3 separate regions of the Homo sapiens genome follow, and regions 2 and 3 are each linked to region 1. Evidence: read pairs that join two places in POLR2A ChIA-PET (ENCODE). Cell type or tissue: MCF 10A. All regions are shown on one strand. Links, peaks and the distances in the headings refer to the core of each region. The heading gives the core; the rest is flanking DNA.

Region 1 (7,984 bases), core at 1,334-6,333:
GAGGCAGGTGGATCACCAGAGGTCAGGAGTTCAAGACCAGCCTGGCCAACATGGTGAAACCCCGTCTGTACTAAAAATACAAAAAAATTAGCCGGGCATGGTGGCGGGCACCTGTAATCCCAGCTACTCAGGAGGCTGAGGTAGGAGAACTGCTAGAACCCTGGGGCGGAGATTGCAAGTGAGCTGAGATCGCACCATTGTACTTCAGCCTGGGCGACAGAGCAAGACTCTATCTGCAAAAAAAAAAAAAAAAAAAAAAAAAAAAATCTTTGAGGGATCATCAGTTAAACCACTCAATCCTGAAATCCTGTATGAGATTAGCTGTACAAGGCTGACCTGACACTAAAGAAGTAGAACACAGAGCAGGCAAGTTTTGACAGAGGAGAAAGAAAGTTCATTTTGGAGAACAGGGGAGACAAAGAATATATGAAATGATTGAGGATAATAAAGCTCCAGGAAAGAAAGAAGATGTCACAGAAAAAAAAAAGAGATAAATAAAAAGAAACAGAAAATTATAGGCAATAAAATTCCTTAGTTTGACAAACTTGGATCAGGTTCCCCACTCTACATAAATTCTCCAGCCCTCTAAGCAGGTTTGCCCATTCATGAGTTGGTCTGCCTGTCTGTCTCTGTGTCTTCATCTTTGTGTGTAAGTGTATGTGTGGGTGTGTGCACGTGCCCCCTCTTTGTTTTCTCATATATTGCAGATAATGACTTAATTTTCTTGGCTAACAACTGATTTATAGTCAGAAGTGTTTGGGTGTCTTTGCAATCACAAACTGCTCTGCCAGTCCAGGATAAGGCCAAGCAGGGTACAGTGGTGCCAGTTATCAGGCAAGGCAGGAGGTCGGGCAATTGCTCACCATTCATTCAATTGAACAGTCTAGAACCTGGAGGTCATCTTCCTCTCCTTTTTCCCCCTCATGGCTCACATCCTATCATTTCAAAGTCCTGCCTAATGATCCTCAATCCCTTTCTCTCTGTCTTTACTACTGCCACCTTAGCTCAGATTATCAGTGGTCCCCTGATGGGACTCCCAGGATCAAATCAATTATCCACATAGAAGCCAAGGTCATATTTCTAAACACAAATCCATCATACCACTTTGTACTCCTGTTTAAAGCTCTTGTGAGGCTCCCATTGGGCTCAGGATAATGGACCCAGCCTGTGGTTCTCAAGGGGCTCCAGCAATTCTTTCTGCATGTTTTCTGCCTCATATCCAAGTCTCCAACCCCACCCTGTATTTATCCAGATGCCGTGGGCATCTTTCCGATCTCTAAACCTACCAAGCCCTTTCATGCCTTTGCATATGCTGTTTCTCTGCCTGGAACCTTCTTCTCTACCCCTTGATTACTCCTCTGAAGAAAATCCTGGCCAGGTGCGGTGGCTTATGCCTGTAATCACAGCACTTTGGGAGGCCGAGGCGGGAGGATTGCTTGAGCCCAGGAGTTCAAGGCCAGCCTGGCCAACATGGTGAAACCCTGTCCCTACAAAAAATACAAAAATTAGCCAGGTGTGGTGGCCCATGACTGTAATCCCAGCTACTCAGGAGGTGGAGGCAGGAGAATCTCTTGAACCCAGGAGGTGGAGGTTGCAGTGAGCTGAGATCACATCACTGCACTACAGCCTGGGTGACAGAGCAAGACTCTGTCACAAAAACAAAACAAAACAAAACAAAACAAAACAAAACAGCCAGCATGGTGGCGTGTGTTTCAGGAGGCTGAGGTGAGAAGATCGCTTGAACCCAGGAGGTCAAGGCTGCAGTGAGCCAAGATTGCACCGCTGCACTCTAGCCTGGGTGAGAGTGACAGCCTGTCTCAAAAATAAATAAATAAATAGGCCAGGCACAGTGCCTCACGCCTGTAATCCCAGCACTTTGGGAGGCCGAGGTGGGTGGATCACCTGAGGTCAGGAGTTTGAGACCAGCCTGGCCAACATGGTGTAACCCCGTCTTTACTAAAAATACAAAAAATTTAGCCAGGTGCAGTGGCGCATGCCTGTAGACCCAGCTACTTAGGAGGCTGAGGCAGGAGAATCGCTTGAACTTGGGAGGTGGAGGTTGCAGTAAGCCGGGATTGTATCACTGGATTGCACTCCATACTGGGTGACAAAGCAAGACTCTGTCTCAAAAAAAATAAAATAAAATAAAGTAAAATAAATACAATAAAAATAATTAAATACCTATTAAATACCTAATTCAACTCACCATGGTGAACCTCCCAAGTTTGTTCTTAAGACTTCCTACTCCTACCAATGTGCCCACTATTTGAGGATGTGAACATTTGGGTATTTGGGTTCACTTCTGGTGAATAAATAGCATTTTGCACCCTGTTCTCACCCTTTTTTTTTTTTTTTTTTTTTTTGATGGCGTCTCGCTCTGTTGCCCAGGCTGGAGTGCAGTGGCTCCATCTTGGCTCACTACAAGCTCCGTCCACCGGGTTCATTCCATTATCCTGCCTCAGCCTCCCAAGTAGCTGGGACTAAGGTTTCCTGCCACCACGCCTGGCTAATTTTTTGCACCTTTAGTAGAGACGGGGTTTCACCGCGTTAGCCCGGATGGTCTCGATCTCCTGACCTCGTGATCCGCTACAGGCATGAGCCACCGCGCCTGGCTCACCTTTCTAATCCATGTTGTTCTTGCTCCTGTGGAAATTAGTCCCAGCTACAAGGGAGGCTTAGGTAGGAGAATCATATGAGCCCAGGGGAGGTAGAGGCTGCAGAGAGCTGTGATCATGCCACTGCTCTGTAGCTTGGGCAACAGAGTAAGATCCTGTCTCAAAACAGAAACAAAAGAAAGAAAAGAAAATCTTTCTCTGACCTTAGAGGCCAGGTTAGACTTTGTTAACACACGCTCCCATAGTATCACTCTTGACGGCAAATGCTTGTTTAATTGTCTGTTGTCTCCCCAATAGCCCATAAGTTGGATGATTTGTCTGTTGATGTGTCTTTAATGCCTAGAAAAATGCTAGGAAGGCACTAAAGAACCATGTGCTGGTTGAATGAATGAATGAAGGAAGAAACAAATAAAAATGACTGGATTCTACAGGATAAGAAGAGGAAAAAGCACACCTACCACCATGCTACTGAATCCTTGGTGAGACTGACAAGGACATTCCCTCCTGCTTCCTGGTATAGTTGTCGTCTGGCTTCTCGTTAATGGCTGTCCTTCATTTCCCTAGTTTCTTAACTCATCACCTCTGCTTTCCAACTTAGAGACCCTGTGATCAAGCTTGATGTTTTTTGGAGCAGTTCATCATTTCAGAAAATTGCCACAGTTGAATCCCACTCAGTTCTCATCTTTATCCTCCACCCCCTACTTATTAGAGAATTTACCGGATGAATTGTACTACATTAATGGACTGAAATATTTTATTTTACTACTAGGAAATTAGACTTCCAGGCCTGAGCACAAATGCTTTATCAGAAAAACAGTATCTTAGGAGGACTTTTATTTATTTTTTTTAGTTAAAGGACTATCAAAGCATTTTCTACGCAAAAACTCCACTGCAGGATAGGGTTGGAAAATGGCAGATAGGAGGCAGGACTAATTTGCAGCTCCCACTCGGATGAACAGAGGAGCATGTGGAGACCCACACTGTGAACTTTTGCTCCAAGAACTACCACAGGAACATACCAGGAAAGCCAAGAGAATCACAGGCCCTTTGAAGGAGGTAGATTGCTGTTGCAGACTCCATGGGACAATAGAGGAACTGTGAGTTGGCTTGCTTTCTCAGCTAGGAGGCTTGTAGCCTGAGGCAAGTTCTCAGCTCTGCTCACCAGCTGCCTGGAAATAAACTCAGTGCTATTGCAGGGGCATGGTGGGAGTGAGACCAGCCTTTGGAGCTGGTAGCTGCGTGGGAGCTGGGTGAGGCCTATGGCTGCCAGCTTTCCCCCACTTCACCAGTGACCTGTGTGATACAGCAGAGGCAGCCATAATCCTCTTGGGAACATAACTCCATTGGCCTGAAAACCACAGCTCCATCCCCCACAGCAGCTGCAGCAGGCCCCGCCCAAGGAGAATCTGAGCTCAGACATGCCTAACCCTGTCCTCACCTGATGGTCTTTCTCTACCCACCCTGGTAGCATAAGACAAATGACACAGTCCTTTGGCAGCTCTACGGCTCCGCCCACTGCCTGGCCCTAGGGCAAGCTTGAATCCTCCCTACACAATGGCAGTGGATGCGTTCTTGAAAGCACCACCTCCTGGCTGGAGGCCAATAAACACAAACCCAGGGCACATAACAAAAATATGACCAAGGACTCTCACAGAGTCCACTTCACTCCCCTGCTGCCTCCACCGGAGTAGGTGCTGGTATCTATGGCTAAGAGATCTGAAGATGGATCACATCACAGGATTCTTTGCAGACACTCCCCATTACCAGCCTGGAGCCTGGTAGCTCTGCTGGGTGGCTAGATCCGGAAGAAAAATAACAACCACTGCAGTTCAGTTTTCAGGAAGCCCTATCCCTAGGGGAAGGGAGAGAGCATCACATCAAGGGAGCACCTCATGGGACAAAAGAATCTGAACAGCAGCCCTTGAGCCCCAGATCTTTCCTCTCACATCGTCTAATCAAATGAGAAGGAACCAGGAAAACAATTCTGGTAATATGACAAAACAAAGTTATTTAATACCCCCAAAAGATCACACTAGCTCACCAGCAGTGGATCAAAACCAAGACAAAATCTCTGAATTGCCAGAAAAAGAATTCAGAAGGTCAAATATTAAGCCAATCAATGAAGCCCCAGAGAAAGATGAAGTCCAACTCAAAGAAATAAAAAAAAAAAATAGATACAAGATGTTAATGGGAAATCTCCAGTGAAATAGAAAGCAAAAGTAAAAAACAATCACTTCTGGACATGAAGGACACACTTAGAGAATTGCAAAATGCACTGGAAACTCTCAGCAATAGAATCAAACAAGTAGAAGAAAGAACTTCAGAGCTCAAGGACAAGACTTTCAAATTAACCCAGTCTGACAAAGACAAAAAGAATTTAAAAAATGAAAGCCTCCAAGAAGTTTGGCATTATGTTAAAACAACTAAACCTGAGAATAATTGGTGTTCCTGAGGAAGAAGAGCAGTCTAAAAGTTTGGAAAACATATTCGAGAGAATAATTGAGGAAAACTTCCCCAACCTTGGTAGAGATCTAGACATCCAAATACAAGAAGCTCAAAGAACACCTGGGAAATTCATCACAAAAAGATAATCACTTAGGCACATCAGGTTATCTAAAGTCAAGACAAAGGAAAAATCTTATGAGCTGTAAAGCAAAAGCATCAGGTAACCTATAAAGGAAAACCAGGCAGACTAATAGGAAATTTCTCAGCAGAAACCCTACAAGGTAGAAGGAATTGGGGTCCTATCTTTAGCCTCCTTAAACAAAACAATTATCAGCCACAAATTTTGTATCTGGCAAAACTAAGCTTCATAAATGAAGGAAAGAAGGTCTTTTTCAGACAAACAAATACTGAGAGAATTTGCCACTACTAAGCCAGCACTATGAAAACTGCTGAAAGGCGCTCTAAATCTTGAAACAAATCCTCAAAATACAATAAAATAGAACCTCCTTAAAGCATAAATCTCACAGGACCTATAACACAACAACAAAAGCAAGAGATTGAGGCAACAAATAACACAATGAATAGTACCTCACATCTCAATACTAATGTTGGTTGTAAATGGCCTAACAGCTCCACTTAAAAGATACAGAATGGCAGAATGGATAATTCACCAACCAAGTATCTGTTGTCTTCTAGAAACTCACCTGACACATAAGGACCCACATAAACTTATGGTAAAGGGGTAGAAAAAGATACTCCATGCAAGTGGACACCAAAAGTAAGCAAGAGTAGCTATTCTTACATCAGAGAAAACAAACTTTAAAGCAACAGCAGTTAAAAAAGACAAAGAGGGACATTATATAATGATAAAAGGAATAGTCCAAAAGGAAAATATCACAATTCTAAATATATGTGCATCTAACATTGGAGCTCCCAAATTTATAAAACAATTACTACTAGACCTAAGAAATGAGATAGACAGCAACACGATAATAGTGGGGAACTTTAATACTCCACTGACAGCACTAGACAGGTCCTCAAGACAGAAAGTCAGCAAAGAAACAAGGGGTTAAAACTGTTCCCTAAAACAAATGGACTTAACAGGTATTTACAGAACATTCTACCCAACAACTGCAGAATATACATTCTGTTTATCAGCACATGGAACATTCTCCAAGATAGACCATATGATAGGCCACAAAACAGGTCTCAACAAATTTAAGAAAATCGAAATTATATCAAGTACCCTCTCAGATCACAGTCAATAAAATTGGAAATTAACTCCATAAGGAACCCTCAAAACCATGCAAATACATGGATATTAAATAACCTCCTCCTGAATGATCATTGGGTCAACAATGAAATCAAGATGGAAATTAAAACATTCTTTGAACTGAACAATAATAGTGACACAACCTATCAAAATCTCTGGGATGCAGCAAAGGCAGTGCCAAGAGGAAAGTTCATAGCCTTAAATGCCTATATCAAAAAATCTGAAAGCACAAATAGACAATCTAAGGTCACACCTCAAGAACTAGAGAAACAAGAACAAACCAAACCCAAATCCAGCAGAAGAAAGGAAATAACCAAGATTAGAGCAGAAGTAAATGAAAGTGAAACAAACAAACAAAAACAATACAAAAGGTAAATGAAACAAAAAACTGGTTCTTTGAAAAGATAAATAAAATTGATTGACCATTAGTGAGATTAACCAAGAAAGGGAGAGAGAAGATCCAAATAAGCTCAGTTAGAAATGAAACAGGAGCGATTACAACTGATACCACAGAAATACGAAAGATCATTCAAGGCTACTATGCACAACTTTATGCACATAAACTAGAAAACCTAGAGGAATTGGATAAGTTCCTGGAAGTACACAACCCTCCTACGTTAAACCAGAAAGAAATAGAAACTCTGAAGAGACCAATAACAAGCAGCAAGATTGAAGTGGTAATCAAAAAGCTACCAACAAAAAAAAGTCCAGGACCAGATGGATTCACAGCTGAATTCTATGAGACATTCAAAGAAAAATTGGTACCAATCCTAGTGACACTATTCCAAAAGATAGAGAAAGAGGATTGTATGAAGCCAATATCACCCTAATTCCCAAACCAGGAAAGGACATAACAAAAAATAAAGAAAACTACAGACCAATATCACTGATGAACATAGATGCAAAAATCCTCAACAAAATAGTAGCTAACCAAATCCAACAGCATATCAAAAAGATAATCCACCATGATCAAGTGGGTTTCATACCAGGGATGCAGAGATAATTTACTATATGCAAGTCAATAAATGTGATACACCACATAAACAGAAATAAAAACAAAAATTACATGATCATCTCAATAGACACAGAAAAAGCATTTGACAAAATTCAGCATCCCTTTATGATTAAAACCCTCAGCAAAATCAGCATAGAAGTGACACGCCTTAAGGTAATAAAAACCATCTAAGAGAAACCGACAGCCAACGTTATACTGAATGGGGAGAAGTTGAAAGCATTCCCCCTGAGAACTGGAACAAGACAAGAATGCCCACTATCACCACTTCTATTTGACACAGTACTGGAAGTCCTAGCCAGAGGACAAGAGAAAGAAATAAAGGGCATCCAAATCAGTAAAGAGGAAGTGAAACTGTCGCTGTTTGCTGATGACATGATTGTATACCTAGAAAACCCTAAAGACTCATCTTAAAAGCTCCTAAAACTGGTAAATAAATTCAGCAAAGTTTTAGAATACAAAATTATTGTACACAAATCAGTTGCCCTGCTATACACTAACAGCAAACAAGCTGAGAATCAAATCAAGAACTCAACCCCATTTACAATAGCTGCAAAAAAAAAAAAAAAAAAAAAAGGAATACATTTAAGCAAGGAGGTGAAAGATCTCTACAAGGAAAGCTACAAAACACTGCTGAAA
Region 2 (7,984 bases), core at 1,656-6,655, 130 kb after region 1:
TGGCTTATTTTCAAGTTTCTAAAACATAATTGATCAAATTGTTCTGCCAATAAATACCTGACAGAAGAGTGGCATTCCATGGAAGACAGATTTGGAGATGCTAATTTGGTGAATTTAAGCTAGTTGCTACTTAGGAACACCAGTGTCTCATGAAAGTGATTCACTGGGACACCATTTGGTGCAATAAAGGTGGGATTCAAAAACACAGTGTTTACATTCACTGTCTTTGAAGTCAGAGTTCACATCTCAACTCCCCTATTTAATAATTGTATCTGGGCAAAGTGCAGTGCCTCACACCTGTAATCCCAGCACTTTGAGAGGCTGAGGCGGACAGATTGCTTGAGCTCAGGGATTTGAGACCAGCCTAGGCAACCTAGCAAAACCCCATCTCTACAAAAAAATACAAAAAATTATCTAGACATGGTGGTGCATGCCTGCAGTCCCAACTACTTGGGAAGCTGAGGTGAGAGAATCACCTGAGCCTAGGAGGTCAAGGCTGCAGTAAGCCACGGTTGTGCCATTGCACCCCAGGCTGGGTGACAGAGTGAGACCCTGTCTCAAAAAAAAACTATATTCTTGTAGGTAAAATACTTAATCTGTCTGTGCCTCAGTTTTCTCATATTTAAATGGAAGATGATATTCATTATTTCAAATGGTTGTTAGGAAGATTGAGAAAATATATGTGAAGTTCATTGAACATGATAAATACTCAATAAATATTATTGTTATTTAGCACTATTAACCTAAAATAGTATTTTCCCCACAGGGTTTTCAGGCATTATTTCTTGATATTAATGAGCTCATACAGAAGAAATAAAATGTGTGGGGGTGAGTTTCTTATTGAGCAAGCTTATAAAAAACAAACACACGTATGTACAACATTAACAGAATAATGTCTCATTCACACTCTAGAGTAAAATAAGTAAATGTCATTTAATAATCAATTTCTGGATTCCCTACCTCTGTTTTCCTTTTCGTTGCAAAACTATCAAATTTAAAACCTAACCAAATTAGGAAGTTATTTCCTCATTCAACATTCATTTGCCAATCAGTAGTCAAGTGTCAACTCTGTTCCAGCCATGGATACAGGTGCTTTTCTTTTCTTTTCTTTTTTTTTGAGATGGACTCTCATCTGTCACCCAGGCTGGAGTGCAGTGGCGTGATCTTGGCTCACTGCAACCTCTGCCTCCTGGGTTCAAGCAATTCTCCTGCCTCAGCCTCCCAAGTAGCTGGGACTGCAGGCATGTGCCACCACGCCCGGCTAATTTTTTGTATTTTTAGTAGAGACGGGTTTCACTGTGTTAGCCAGGATGGTCTCGATCTCCTGACCTCAAGATCTGCTCGCCTCGGCTTCCCAAAGTGCTGGGATTATAGGCGTGAGCCACCTAGCCCGGCCACAGGTGCTTTTCTTTAAGGGACTTTTTGAGACCCTGATTGTTCCTTCATTCTATTGTCAGCAATGGCTAGCAAGCGTGTTCTCTTTATTGGTCCCTTACAGAGGATGTTTAGGACTTCTGAGCTGTGCCCTTTGGCGCTGATTGGCTGCACTGAACTAAACGAGCCTCACTTGAGAGTTGGTAGGACCTAACCTGGCTGATGGCATAGGTAAGAAAACCTCCAAAGTATATGAAAATGGAAGGAAAATTAGTCAAATAACCATGATATCTGTTTTTAAACTGAAGCTGAGAATTATTGACAAGATATTGGCCCATTAAAGTTTTTCTTTTTTTAAAACCTGCCTTGCCTAAGTGGATTTAATGTGTTTTGGTGTTTTATTCCTCCTGACACCAGCTTGGGAAAAAAGAAAACTTAATTGCTACATTTATGCATAACTTCAGGGTGCTGAATGCTTGAGGAATTTTTACTTTCCAGACACATCAAAACAACAACAACAAAATCATATCATAATCAACACTTCTGGATGAAATGAGAGATCCTCTCCAACATCCTGTGGGTGGGCATTTTGGATTTAATTGCTTTGCCACTTCATTTGTCATTTTCTAAAATAGGCCTCCAGAGAAATTATGTTCAAACAAGACACTTCCATAGTCAGTATATGGTGCATGAGTCGAAGGAATAAAATCAATCTCTAATCCAACCTTGTGTGCCACATAACAGCTTGTGTCTTGCTCTCAAAAAGCTTACATTTAGGGAATAAGACTATTAATGCGTTTGAAATACCTGTGGAATGATACAAGAGATTTGAGATGGTTGAGTGCTTCCTCATGCAGCAAAGACTCTAGGTATTAATTGATTTCTAAAGAAGGATTTCTAATAGAGCTGAAGTAAATGGAATGGGAAATAGTGTGCTCCACATAACTGTAGTTTTCAGTTAGGATTCGTTATCATGGCATGGCTGAGATGATAGACAACAGGCTCCAGACTGGTGGTCCATGGTCCTGACAGGGTTCTGTCAGCCAACAGTTTGGCTTGTGTGTGTGTATGTATGTGTGTGTGTGGGTAATGTTTCAGAAAACATGATAACTCAGCGAGTCCTACATTCAATATGTACCTTAGCCCCATTTTCTTCCTTCCTACACCTCTCATTCATGTGTATGAATTTCAGGCCTCAGGCAGGAATGTATGCTTACAGTGGCTAAAAACATAAACCACAGATTGGTGGGAAGAGGGTGGGGTTGGACTAAATAACTTGAAACCATCCTCCTTGGTATTCTGTGCTCTGAAAACTCAGAAGGAGAAAATAAGTGTATACTGAGATAGTAAGGAGGACTTTGCAGAGTACGTAGGACTTAAAATGGATGCTGGGAGGGAGGTGAGATTGAGACAGGTGCAGAAGAGGGCCTCCCAGTAGGTAGAACAGCAAGATTTGAGACAGCTGGTAGAAATTAGTTCAAGGGGAAGGGGAGACTGGTCTGGCAAAGGTGATGAGAGTGTGTTGACCATCAGGAAAGAAACTGATGGACCCCCAGGCCAAACCTGGGGATACCTTCAAGGTCACAATCCCAATCCCACACGGCAATAGTTAACACAGTTGAGATTGGATTTCAGAGCTTAGCTTAGCTTTCTTTGACATTGGTCATTCTTTGATACCACTCTGCTTTTTTTTTGAGATGGAATCTTGCTGTGTCACCAGGCTGGAGTGCAGTGGCATGATCTCAGCTCACTGCAGTCCCCACCTCCCGGGTTCAAGCGATTCACCTGCCTCAGCCTCCTGAGTAGCTGGGACTACAAGCACACACCACCATGCCCGGCTAATTATTATTATTATTTTTTGTATTTTAGTAGAGACAGGATTTCACCATGTTGGCCAGGATGGTCTTGATCTCCTGACCTCGTGATCCACCCACCTGGGCCTCCCACAGTGCTGGGATTACAGGCATGAGCCACCACACCTGGCCACCACTCTACTTTTATGGAGCTAACAGGTAATAAAGTTTCCAAGTTAAGAGCCCAACAAATAAAATCACAGCCAGTTCTAGACTCAGGTTCTTTGAATAATAGAACAGGTGTGTAGAAATACGTATAAACAAGCATCATTCTTAAATTATTTCTCTCTTTGCTAAAACAGCAAATGGTTTTCTTAAAGGGTAGGATAATTGATAATTCACATTTATTCTCTTCTTTGTCTCATCATGCAGGTCATTTCTACCCAGGCCTATCAACGATTGTATTATGATGGGAACAGAAAGAATTATTTATTCTGGGAATCCTGGCCATTTGTGGGGGGCGGGGTAAATCATTTTAATTTCATTGCTTGATTTATGTGCTTGTGTAAGTGTAGAGGGTCCTGACTGTTCATTTCCATAAGCCTCTCCTTTTTCTAGGGTCCTGATCCTTTTTCTCCCATGATATGAAGATAAACTAGATTGTGGAAACACCACCAGCAGCCCTGAATTTTTCTCTCCATCCTTTGCCAACAGCTTGACATCTGAGTTTTCATAATAATCAAATGGATTGATGGACACAGTATTAGGATACTTTTGGCTGCAAGCGACAGAAGCACAAACACATTTACACACACAAAAAATTTCTGGCTTGCATAGCTAATAAGTTCAGGAGTTAGCCTCAGGCATAGCCAGACTCAAACAATTTCAGCAGGAATTAGTCTTGCCCCATCACTTGGCTCTGATTTCCTCTGTGTGGGCTTTGTTCTTAACAAACTCTGCCCGTGTAGTGGCCAGATGGCCCAGAGCAGCTCCAGGGCATCCTCCTCTCAGCTTCAAGTCCAGACAAAGAACTTCTCTTTCCCAATTACCTATAATGGGACTCTATAATTGAGTCCCATTGGTCAGATCTGGTTCACAGGCTTTCCATAGAGCCAGGAATGGGATCCATCCTGAATCACCAGAAGTGAGAGTGTGTATGAGGGATGGTTCCCTAGAGGGAAATCACAGTGCTACCATCAGAAGGAGGAGGATGCTGGGCGGGGTAAGGTGTGATGTTGACTTGAGAAGGATGAATCACGCTTCTAGGTGTGGGCCTTAGCCCTTTTGGGAGATAGCGCTGAATCCAACATTTCTTTGAATCCTCATTTTTTACCTTAAAAATGCATATGACTTCTATTTCATCAACTCCATCTGATTAGTTTTAATGTAAAAATAATGTTTTTAATTACCGATTACTCCTAAGTCATTGACTAGGTTTAAGATTCCAAGAAGGGACATTATTATAAACCCTGTGGCTTCAGTATCCCAGGCACTTTCCTGTGTTTCAGAACTTCCTTTTTGAGAAGCTCAAATATATGCAACTATCAAATAATAATGTAGCCATTATTAGATTTCTCTGCTGTTTCAAGTGAATTGCTTAAGCCTAGAGGAAATAACAACAGGAAAAACTGGCATACAGAATGGCCATTAAGAGAGCAGGTTTTTGGTCAGATGGCCATAGGCTGGAATCCTGCTTCACCCCTGATAATCTGTATGGTCTTTGATAAATTACTTGAGCTCATTGAGCTGTCATTTTCTCAGTGGTTAACATGACTCATCCTTATACATTGTGAGGACTAAATGAGCTAATGCTTGTGAAACAAGGATAGAGCCTGGCACATAGTGATTCTCAGGAATTGTTAGTTATCATTATATTTCAATAAATACCATTATTAATATTTTATATGTATTATAGATGTAATAAACTTTTAAAATGACTTACTTCTACTAATAATGACTTCATATTGCAGTTTCAAATGCAAGCAAAAGATGGATGATAATTTCTTTTTTGTTTTTCATGACCTGCAGTCAATTGAAAAGGGCTCTAAATATAAAGCAAGGAGGCAGAGGAGATTGCCTTGAGAGTGAAGAGTTTTTATTTTCATGCCATTAGCTTAGACTCACTGTAATATTTTCCTGCTCTTTAATTCCTCCACAGTTGTCACTAATTGCACACTTATCTTGCCGTTTAACAGTAGCTCTTATTTCCTAAACAACTCTTGCACAAAGCAGTTAGCCAAAATACATCTTCCTTTTGTTTTCAACAGAAAATCCACCTTATGCATTTTTCACAATTTTGAATACAAATGACCAAAAGAAAACATCAGGAAAATGGCTTCACTGGCACAAATTATCAGATGATTATTGGTGCCTTTTAATTCCAAGGGTTGATGATCATTGCTAGCTTAAGAAAATGCCTACCACATTTGAGAAGATGATAGCTACCATTAAAATGAAGGTTACAGAACATGAAATGGTAAAAATAAAAAGACTCCATAGGATTCCTTTCATTTATGCTTTGGAAACTCTAATCTTTTCTAATTTTAAGGTGTATTTTTTAACTTGGCTATCATACTTTTAATAGCTACCTCCACTTCTTTTTATATATACTGTGTAAGCACACAAATGCAATAACACACTGGATATATGCTCCTTTTTTTTTTTTTTTTTTTTGAGACAGAGTCTCGCTCTGTTGCCCAGGCTGGAGTGCAGTGGCATGATCTTGGCTCACTGCAAGCTCCGCCTCCCAGGTTCATGCCATTCTCCTGCCTCAGCCTCCTGAGTAGCTGGGACTACAGGCACCTGCCACCACGCCCGGCTAATTTTTTTTTTTTGTATTTTTAGTAGAGACGGGGTTTCACCATGTTAGCCAGGATGGTCTCGATCTCCTGACCTCATAATCCGCCTGCCTTGGCCTCCCAAAGTGCTGGGATTACAGGAGTGAGCCATCGCACCCGGCCTATGCTCCTATTTTAAAAGTTTTGAGATGTCATCTATGAGGGTGCTTATAGACAAAGTCAATTTAAACATATGGAAAGTTCCACATCATTCATTCATTTGATGAAATCTTTTCCTAACTCCTACTCAGTCTATCTAATGACAATATGAACAACCCAACTGAGAAAAGGAGTAATCCTCATGGAACACTTTGTATTATAGATATGTCGCCCTTGAAATTTAGATTATTTAGAGCTTCTCCTGAGTAAGATAGGTGGTTTTAAAGTTCCAAAATGCATCCCGTTAACCACTACCCCTTCCTGTAAAGAAGGATTATGGAGTCATAGTTAATAACTCAGAGTCTGAAGCCAGATTACCTGAGTACAAGTCTCAGGTGTGCCAATGCCTCGCTGTATGGCTCTGGGCAATTTACCTACCAGCTCCACATACTTCACTTTTCTCACTTGTACTTACTTCATGGGATCATCATGAGGACTAAATGAGTTAATCTATATGCAATGCAAAAACAGTGTCTGGCACATATTAAGTGATTTTATAGACATTTACTGCTGTTGCTATTGTTGATGCTATTGCTGCTGTCATCCTAAGAACATGTGAGGTCTTTAAGAGCACAGGCAAGCAAATCCAACAGTTCTGAGTTTGAACCCCAGACCTGAAACTTACTAGCTGTGTAATCTTGGGCCAGCAAGTTTCTTAATCTTGTTGGGCTTTAGCTTCTTCGCTGGAACAATGGAGATAATACCAATTAGTAAGATTTGGTCAGGGTCTATCGTAAGAAGGAATTGAGGAAAAGTCTAGGTTTCAATCCTCATTGCTCTTTGACCTTGGTCAAACTACTTTGCCTGAGAAATGTGTTTGTTGTCAAGATTAAATGAGCTAATCCATATAAAAGGCTTAAAATGGTACTTGTAATTTTGCAAGGGCTAAATAAATTGTAAGTATTACCATTGCTTACTCATCTCACATTAATTTTCACATTTTACAAGTAATCAAGAAAATGGGAGAGATTACCTTCTTAGTCCAAGTGACTAGTATGTGGCAGACCTGTGACATAATTCCAGGGCTTCACACACTGCTAGGTTGTGGCATATGATGGGGCCTGTATTATGATTTAGGTTGTTGATATTATGGGGGTATTAATTCATGAATTCCTTCTGCCTAAAATATCCATGTGTCCAGATCCTTTAAAATCCACATTAAATGCCACATGCCTTTTTTTCCTGAAGACTTTCCTGCTTTTCAAAGGCAACTGTCATCTGTGAATGCATTAAACTGTGGCTGCTCTCCCCACTACTCACCTTAAATTATGATTACTGTACATATCTTTTATCATCTAGGAGACTGCAGTTACTGTGAAGGCATGTTCTGTGAATGATTCATCATCATCTCCTCATTGCTGTAACAATGCATGGAACTTGGGGGAATTTTGTAGATATTTGTTAAATGGATGAATAAATGAGTGAATGAATGAAGCAGCTATCGGCTTGGATGATTGCAGGCAAATTAGCCTGGGAGGGGATAACACTGAGCATTTGAAGATATACTGAAAGTTCATATTTCCCTGTTAGAATATCCAAACCGCAGACTCTGAAAAACACCTCCAGCTAGGAGGCAGGGCTGTAATTTGAGCCTGTGAACTGGATGTTCTCGACTTTAAAAGTGAATCATTCATGTGTTCATTCAACAAACGCTCATGCAGTACTTGTTATGGGCTTTTTTATATGCTTGCTCAGGGTATGGGAGCCTATGTTTGGAAGCTTTACTGTGAAGTCACAGGACATCAGATATGGAAGGGACCAGAGGATCATCCTAGACAGGATTTCTCAGGTGGTGTAATGAGAAATATTAGCCCCCAGTGA
Region 3 (7,984 bases), core at 1,186-6,185, 51 kb before region 1:
AAAGGTGCTTAAATTTATTAGTAATTAGGGAAAATACAAAATAAGGCCAAGATGAGATACAACAGAAAGGCTTAAAAATAATGGATATTACCATGTTGTCAAAAATTTGAGAACAAGAATGTTCATACATTGCTGGTGAGAATGTAAACTGGTACAACCACTTTGGAAAAGTTTGACATTGTCTACCAAAGTTGAACATATGGCAGATTTCTGGTTCCTGCTTCTGCATGAGCTTGGAAGTTTCCACTCTGTCCTAACAACAAATAAAAATCTAAACAGACTAAAAAATCAACAACTCTTCTTGGGCCTCTAAGAGAGGTGAGGGCACACTACTAACCCCAAGATTGGAGAGACAGGTAAATACAGGGAATCAGGGCTTACTAGAGCAGAGACTCAAGAGTGGAAACAGTGCTGGGGTTGGAAGACCTGAACAGTAATTGATGAATTGCAGGAAGCTCAGTATAGGCAGCTCTGATAGTTAAAAACTTCAGGAGGACCCAGTTATAGGAAGATCCCCACACTTTTGTGAATTTTATTTCCTGGAGTCAAACCAGGTTCTCAGAGTAAATATCAGAGTAAAGCTCCTCATGCTTCCAACAGGAAGAGGGGAGGAGTCATTTTAAAATATGCCAGTGCACTCTGTTTTTAACAAAGGCTGCCCTCAGGGGAATCTATTTAACTAGCCCCTAACTGCTGGAGTTTTATCAGAGGCTAAGTGACCTGAGGAAAGGGAAGTACCCAATTCCAGTGCCCTCTAGCCTTCTACTGGGAAAAGGGAAGTACCTAACTCCAACCTCTCCCACCCTCAGCTATTACATGCCACCTAACAGGATTGAAAAATCTGAGAATCACTTACAAAGTTCACAGTCCAGAGGCAGAGGCTCACGGGAAGACTGAGACCTCATCAGGGAATACCATGAACAATTCTACATCCACAAGATTGATAACCTAGAAGAAATGGAACAATTTTATGAAAGACACAGTCTGCCAAAACTCACACAAAAAGAAATAGACAATTTGAATAGGCTTATCTATTTAAAAAATTGAATTGTAATGAATAACTTTCCAAAACAGAAAACACCAGGCCCAGATGAATTCACTGGTGAATTCTACCAAGCATTTAAAGAAGAAATTACACTAAATCTCTGTAATCTCTTTTAGAATATAGAGGCAGAGGGAATGCTTCCTAACTCATTCTATGATGCCAGCATTACCCTAACACCAAAACCAGATGAGATCATTATAAGGAAAGAAAACTAAAACCCAATAGTTCATGAACATAGGTGCAAAAATCCTCAATGAAATATCAGCAAATTGGATATAACAATGCGTAAAAAGAATTATACACCATTATCAGGTAGGATTTTTTTCCCAGATATGCAAGGCTTGTTCAGCATTCAAAAATGAATTTATATAATCAATTACATCAACAGGCTAAAAAAGGAAAATTCCACAATTAATAAATACAGAAAAAACATCTGACAAAACCCATTCATGACACAGATAATTCTCAGTAAATTAGAAATAGTGGGGAATTCCTCAACTTGATAAAGAATATCTACAAAAATCCTACAGCTAACATCACACTTAATGGTGAGGAATTAGAAATTCTCCCACTGCCATCAGGAACACGGCAAAGATACCCCCACTTACCACTTATTTTCAACATTGTACTGGAAGTCCTATCTAATGTAATAAGACAAGGAAAGGAAATAAAAGATATAAGATTGAAAAGGAAAAATAAAGCTGTCTTTGTTCATAGATGACATGGTTGTCTATGTAGAAAATCTGGAAAAAATTGACAAAAAACACTCCTGGAACTAATACGTGATTATAGCAATATTGCAGGATAAAAGATTAATACACAATAAACAATTGCTTTTCTATATATCAGCAATGAACAAGTGGAATTTGAAATTAAAATCAATACTATTTATATTAGCACTTTAAAAATAAATACTTCAGTATAAACCTAACAAATTATGTGTAATATCTACCTGAGAAAAACTACAAAACTCTATGGAAAGAAATCAAAGAAGAACTAAATGAAAGGAGAGCTATTTCATGTTCATGGGTGGGAAGACACAATATTGTCAAGATGTCAGTTCTTGCCAACTTGATCTATAGATTCAACACAATCCCAATCAAAATCAAGCATGTTACTTTGTGAATATTGACAAACTGAATCTAAAGTTTATATAGAGAGGCAAAAGACCCACAATATTAAAGAACAAAGTTGGAGGACTGATAGTGTCTCTGACTTCAAGGCTTTCTTTCATTTTTTTTTTTTTTTTTTTTTTTGAGATGGAGTCTTGCTCTGTCGCCCAGGCTGGAGTGCAGTGGTGCTATCTCAGCTCACTGCAAGCTCTGCCTCCTGGGTTCACGACATTCTCTTGCCTCAGCCTCCCGAGTAGCTGGGACTACAGGTGCCTGCCACCACACCCGGCTAATTTTTTTGTATTTCTTAGTAGAGATGCGGTTTCACTGAGTTAGCCAGGATGGTCTTGATCTCCTGACCTAGTTATCTGCCCGCCTCAGCCTCCCAAAGTGCTGGGATTACAAGCATGAGCCACTGCGACCAGCCCTGACTTCAACACTTTCCATAAAGTTGCAGCAATCATAACAGTGTGACATTAGCCAAGAATATGCACATAGATCAATGGGACAGAATAGATGGACCAGAAATAGACCCACATGAATATAGTCAACTCTTCTCTGACAAGGGCACAAAGGCAATACTGGAGCAAAGATAGACTTTTCAATAAATGTTGCTGGAACAATTGGATATCTACATGCAAAAATAAATAAATAAATCCAGGTTAAGACCATATACCCTTTACAAAAATTACCTCAAAATGGAACACAGACTTATATGTAAATGCAAAACTTCTAGAAGATAACATAGGAGAAAACCTAGGTGATCTTGGGTATGGTGGTGACTTTTTAGATATAAAACCAAGGCATAATTCATGAAAGTAAACCAGCAATAAGCTGGACTTCATTTAAAATTAACTTCTGCTTTGTGAAAGACAATGTCAGGAGAATGAGAAGACAAGTCACAGATGGGAAGAAAATATTTGCAAATGATACATCTGTTAAAGCACTGTTGTCCAAAGTATATAAAGAACTCTTAAAACTCAACAATAAGAAAACAAGCAATAAGAAACCATATTGGCCATGTGGATAACTTCTTTGGTAAGGTGTCTTTTAAGGATAAAGATCTTAAAAGGATAAAGGATAAAGACCTTTTAAGGATAAAGACCTTAAAAGACACCTTGCCAAAGAAGTTATCCACATGGCAAATAAACATATTAATAAATGCTCCAAATAATGTGTTATAAAGGGGATGCCAATTAAAATAATAATGAGTTTTGAGGGGAGCCAAGATGGCTGACTAGATGCAGTTGGGAAGAGCATCTGCCACTGAAAGACCTGACCATTAAGAAGACCATCCCCCTCCAAGCACATCTTCTGAAGGAGGGCATTGAGAGTGGGTAGAGAGAGAATGCAGACCCCAGGCTGGAGGGGGAGGAAGCTGGGAACCCTGAACAGGACTCCTGAGTGCCAGGACTCATTCCCATCCCCCAGCAACTCCTGAAGAAGGGGTGAGTTAAATAGGAGAGGAGAGGCCCACTCTCACTACAGACCTCCAGAATCCCAGCGGCAGGAGACCCCATGACCCCCATGGACATTTGAGCTGGCAGAGCGAGCTGCTTAGAGAAGTGGCAGGGACATGACTCCAGCCTGTGTAGCATCCAGAGGGCTTGATGTCATAACAGCTTCAGTGGAGCAAGGCCAGAGATGCCCATTCCCCAAGGCTCACCACACTCCTTTAGGTAAGTCTGCCCTTCGTTAACTGTTGGACATGGACAGAGAAGGGCTGTCTTGCCCAACAGATGTGACCAGGTTAATCTGAGTGCCCTGTTTTCCCCAGCCTCTTCCAGGGTCCCTCACTAGCCATGCTCATTTGCAGTACAGATTTGGATGCCTAACTGGGGTACTTCCTGGTGGTTGCTGACATAGCTTCTTCACTGGTAGACCCTGCCTAACCATTGGAGAGATATAGCAGATGGGTTCTTGCTGATGTGTACCCACCAGCAGCCTCCCTCCACCATTTTACTGATGAGCCCCACTTGCAGCATCTCCTCACTGCTTTGCTGGTATATGGATGCATGGAGACCTCACTACCCTGCTGCTGGCAGCACATGCATGTGTGTGTGTGTGTTTGGACCCTACCATACTGCCTCCTAGCCACTATTGGTGTGTGTGCATGAATGCAGACCCCACTGCCACCACCCCACCAAAGCACTTTTGCTAGCAACCCCTTCAAAGTGTTGCTGCCAGAGACTGGGAACATGTTGGCTCTTCCAGCACAGCAGGTGCTTTAATCTCAAGGGGCCACAGAATAAAGCAGTGGGCTTGGGTCCAGCCCCCTAGGGTTACAGCATGCAGTGCTGAGGTGAGCCAGAGCCCCCGGAAATCATTCAGAAACAAAGCCAGTTGACTGAACCCAACTTATACCACAGTCAAACCCTCAAGGGCATCAAATGTGAAGGCAAAAAGCCCCACCCAAAAGACAGCAACTTCAAAGAGTAAAAGAACATCAGCCCACACAAATGAGACAGAACCAGTGCAAGAACTCTGACAACTCAAAAAGCCAGAATGTTTTCTAACCACCAGATGACTGCATTAGTTCCTCAGCAATGGTTCTTAACCAGGCTGATGTAGTTGAAATGACAGACTTAGAATTCAGAATCTGGATGACAATGAAGATCATCAAGATTCAGGAGAAAGTTGAAATCCAATCCAAGGAATCTAAGGAATCCAGTGAAATGATACAAGAGATGAAAGATGAAATGACCATTTTAAGAAGGAAGAAAACTGATGTGATAGAGCTGAAAAACTCACTACAAAAATTTATACTACAGTTGAAAATGTTAACAACGGAATAGAACAAGCTGAGGAAAGAATCTCAGAGCTTGAAGACTGGTTCTTTTTTTTTTTGAGGCAGAGTCTCACTCTGTCGCCAGGCTGGAGTGCAGTGGCATGGTCTTGGCTCACTGCAACCTCCGCCTCCTGGGTTCAAGCAGTTCTCTGCCCCAGCCTCCCAAGTAGCTGGGATTACAGGCATCCGCCACCACGCCCAGCTAATTTTTTGTATTTTTAGTAGAGACGGGGTTTCACCGTGTTAGCCAGGATGGTCTCGATCTCCTGACCTCATGATCCGCCCACCTCAGCCTCCCAAAGTGCTGGGATTACAGGTGTGAGCCACTGCGCCCGGCCTGAAGACTGGTTCTTTGAATCAACTGAATCAGACAAAAATAAAGAAAAAAGAATAAAAAAAATCAACAAAACCTATGAGAAATATGAGATTATCTGAAGAGACCAAATCTATGACTTATTGGCATCCATGAAAGAGAGGGAGAGAGGGCTGGGCATGGTGGCTCATGCCTGTAATCCCAGCACTTTGGGAGTCCAAGGCAGGCAGATCATGAGGTCAAGAGATCGAGACCATTCTGGGCAACATGGTGAAACTCCACCTCTACTAAAAATACAAAAATTAGCTGGACATGGTGGCATGTGCCTGTAGTCCCAGCTACTTGGGAGGCTGAGGAAGGAGAATTGCTTGAACACAGGATGTGGAGGTTGCAGTGAGCTGAGATTGTTCCACTGCACTCCAGCCTGGCAACAGAACAAGACTCTATCTCAAATAAATAAATAAATAAATAAATAGAGGGAGAGAGAGCAAGCAGCTTAGAAGACGTTTTTGAAGATACTGTCCCTGAAAACTTCTCCAACCTCGCTAGAGAGGTCAACATTCAAATTCAGAAAATTCAGAGAGCTCCACTGAGATACTGTACGAGATAACTATCCACAAGACATATAGTTATCTGATTTTTCAAGCTCAATGCAAAAGAAAAGAAATGAAAGGCAAGTAGTGAGAAGGGGAAGGTTATTTGCAAAGGGAACCCCATCAGGCAAATAGCAGACCTGTCAGCAGAAACCCTGCAAGCCAGAAGAGATTGGGGGCCTATATTCAGCATCCTTAAAGAAAAGAAATTCCAACCAAGAATTTTATATCTGGTCAAACTAAACTTCATAAGCAAATAAGAAATAAAATCCTTTCCAGACAAGCAAATGCTAAGGGAATTTGTAACCACCAGACCTGCCTTACAAGAGTTCCTTAAGGAAGGGCTAAAAATGGAAAGAAAACACCATCATCAGCCATCACAAAAACAGACTTAAGTACATAGACCATTGACACTATAAAGCAACTACACAATAAAGTCTAAATAACAACCACCTAACAATGTGATGACAGGATCAAATCCACACATATCAGTACTGACCTTGAATGTAAATAGGCTAAGTGCTCCACTTAAAAGGTGCAGAGTGGCAAGCACAATAAAGAAGCAAAACCCAATCGAATGCTGTCTTGAGGAAACCTATTTCACATGCAATGACACCCATAGGCTCAAAGAAAAGGAATGAAGAAAAATGTATTCTAATTTCAGATAAACCAGACTTCATACCAAGAATGATCAAAACGCACAAAGAAGAGCGCTACATAATGATAAAGGGTTCAGCTCAACAAAAAAACTTAACTATCCTAAATATTTATGGACCTAATATTGGAACACCCAGATTCATAAAACAAGTTCTTAGAGACCTATGAAGAAACTTTGACAACCACATTATAATAATGGGAAACTTGAACACTCTACTGACAGTATGACAGATCATCAAGGCAGAAAACTATCAAAAATATTTGGGACCTAAACTTGACACTTGACCAAATGGACCTAACGGCCATTTACAGTACTCTCCACCTAACAACAAGAGAAAATATATTCTTCTCATCTGCACATAGCACATACTCTAAAATCGACTACCTGCTCAGTCATAAAGCAATTCTCAATAAATTAAAAAAACCCACAAAATTATGCCAACCACACTCTTGCACCACTGAGTAATAAGAATAGAAATCAATACTAGAAGGTTTCTCAAAATCATACAATTTACATGGAAATTAAACAATCTGCTCCTGAATGACTTTTGGTTAAACAGTGAAATTAAGGCAGAAATCAAGTAATTCTTTGAAACTAATGAAAACAAAGATACAACATACCAAAATCTCTGGGACACAGCTAATGCTGTGTTAAAAGGAAACTATAGTACTAAATACCCACATCAAAAAGTTAGAAAACTCACAAATTAGCAACCCAACATCACACCTAGAGGAATTAGAAAAACAAGAGCAAACCAACCCTGAAGTTATAAGAAGAAAAGAAATAACCAAAATCAGAGCTAAACTGAACAAAATCGATGTGAAACACCATACAAGAGAAACAGAACTAAAAGTTGGTTCTTTGACAGAATAATTAAGATTAATAGACTGATAGTTAGATTAATGAAGAAAAAAAGAATAAATAAATGCAATCAAAAGTGACAAAGGGTGTCTTTATAGCAGCATGATTTATAATCCTTTGGGTATATACTCAGTAATGGGATGGCTGGGTCGAACGGTATTTATAGTTCTAGAACACATGGACACAGGAAGGGGAACATCACACACCAGAGACTGTTGTGGGGTGAGGGGAGTGGGGAGGGATAGCATTAGGAGATATACCTAATGCTAAATGACGAGTTAATTGGTGCAGCACACCAATATGGCACATGTATGCATATGTAACAAACCTGCATGTTGTGCACATGTATCCTAAAACTTAAAGTATAATAAAAAAAAAAAAAGTGACAAAGGGAATGTTACCACTTACCCCAGAGAAATACAAAGAACCCTCAGAAAGTATTACATCTCTATGCACACAAAGTAGAAAACCTACAAGAAATGGATGTTCCTGGAAACATGCAACCTCCCAAGATTTAAACAGGAAGAAATTGAAATCCTGGACATACCAATAACAAGTTTTGAAATTGAATCAGTAATAAAAAGCCTACCAACCAGAAAAAGGCCAGGACCAGA

Evidence for each region. Peaks named below come from ENCODE experiments on the same cell type or tissue, not always from the same donor. Only the 100,000 strongest peaks of a DNase experiment are listed, where the experiment ranks them.
Region 2: POLR2A ChIA-PET joins it to region 1 with 14 read pairs; 1 of 35 experiments calls an interaction of 5 or more read pairs at or near these places.
Region 3: POLR2A ChIA-PET joins it to region 1 with 5 read pairs; 3 of 35 experiments call an interaction of 5 or more read pairs at or near these places.

What each region holds. Positions count from the first base shown.
Region 1 is chr5:155,399,350-155,407,333 of GRCh38, forward strand. No RefSeq gene overlaps it. Among named protein-coding and RNA genes, the nearest start is that of KIF4B, 390 kb to the left of the region's middle. In MCF 10A, for the core only: no CTCF peak of the experiment used is centred there; DNase peaks (open chromatin) are centred at 3,762 and 4,122.
Region 2 is chr5:155,525,339-155,533,322 of GRCh38, forward strand. No RefSeq gene overlaps it. Among named protein-coding and RNA genes, the nearest start is that of KIF4B, 520 kb to the left of the region's middle. In MCF 10A, for the core only: no CTCF peak of the experiment used is centred there; a DNase peak (open chromatin) is centred at 4,253.
Region 3 is chr5:155,348,707-155,356,690 of GRCh38, forward strand. No RefSeq gene overlaps it. Among named protein-coding and RNA genes, the nearest start is that of KIF4B, 340 kb to the left of the region's middle. In MCF 10A, for the core only: no CTCF peak of the experiment used is centred there; no DNase peak of the experiment used is centred there.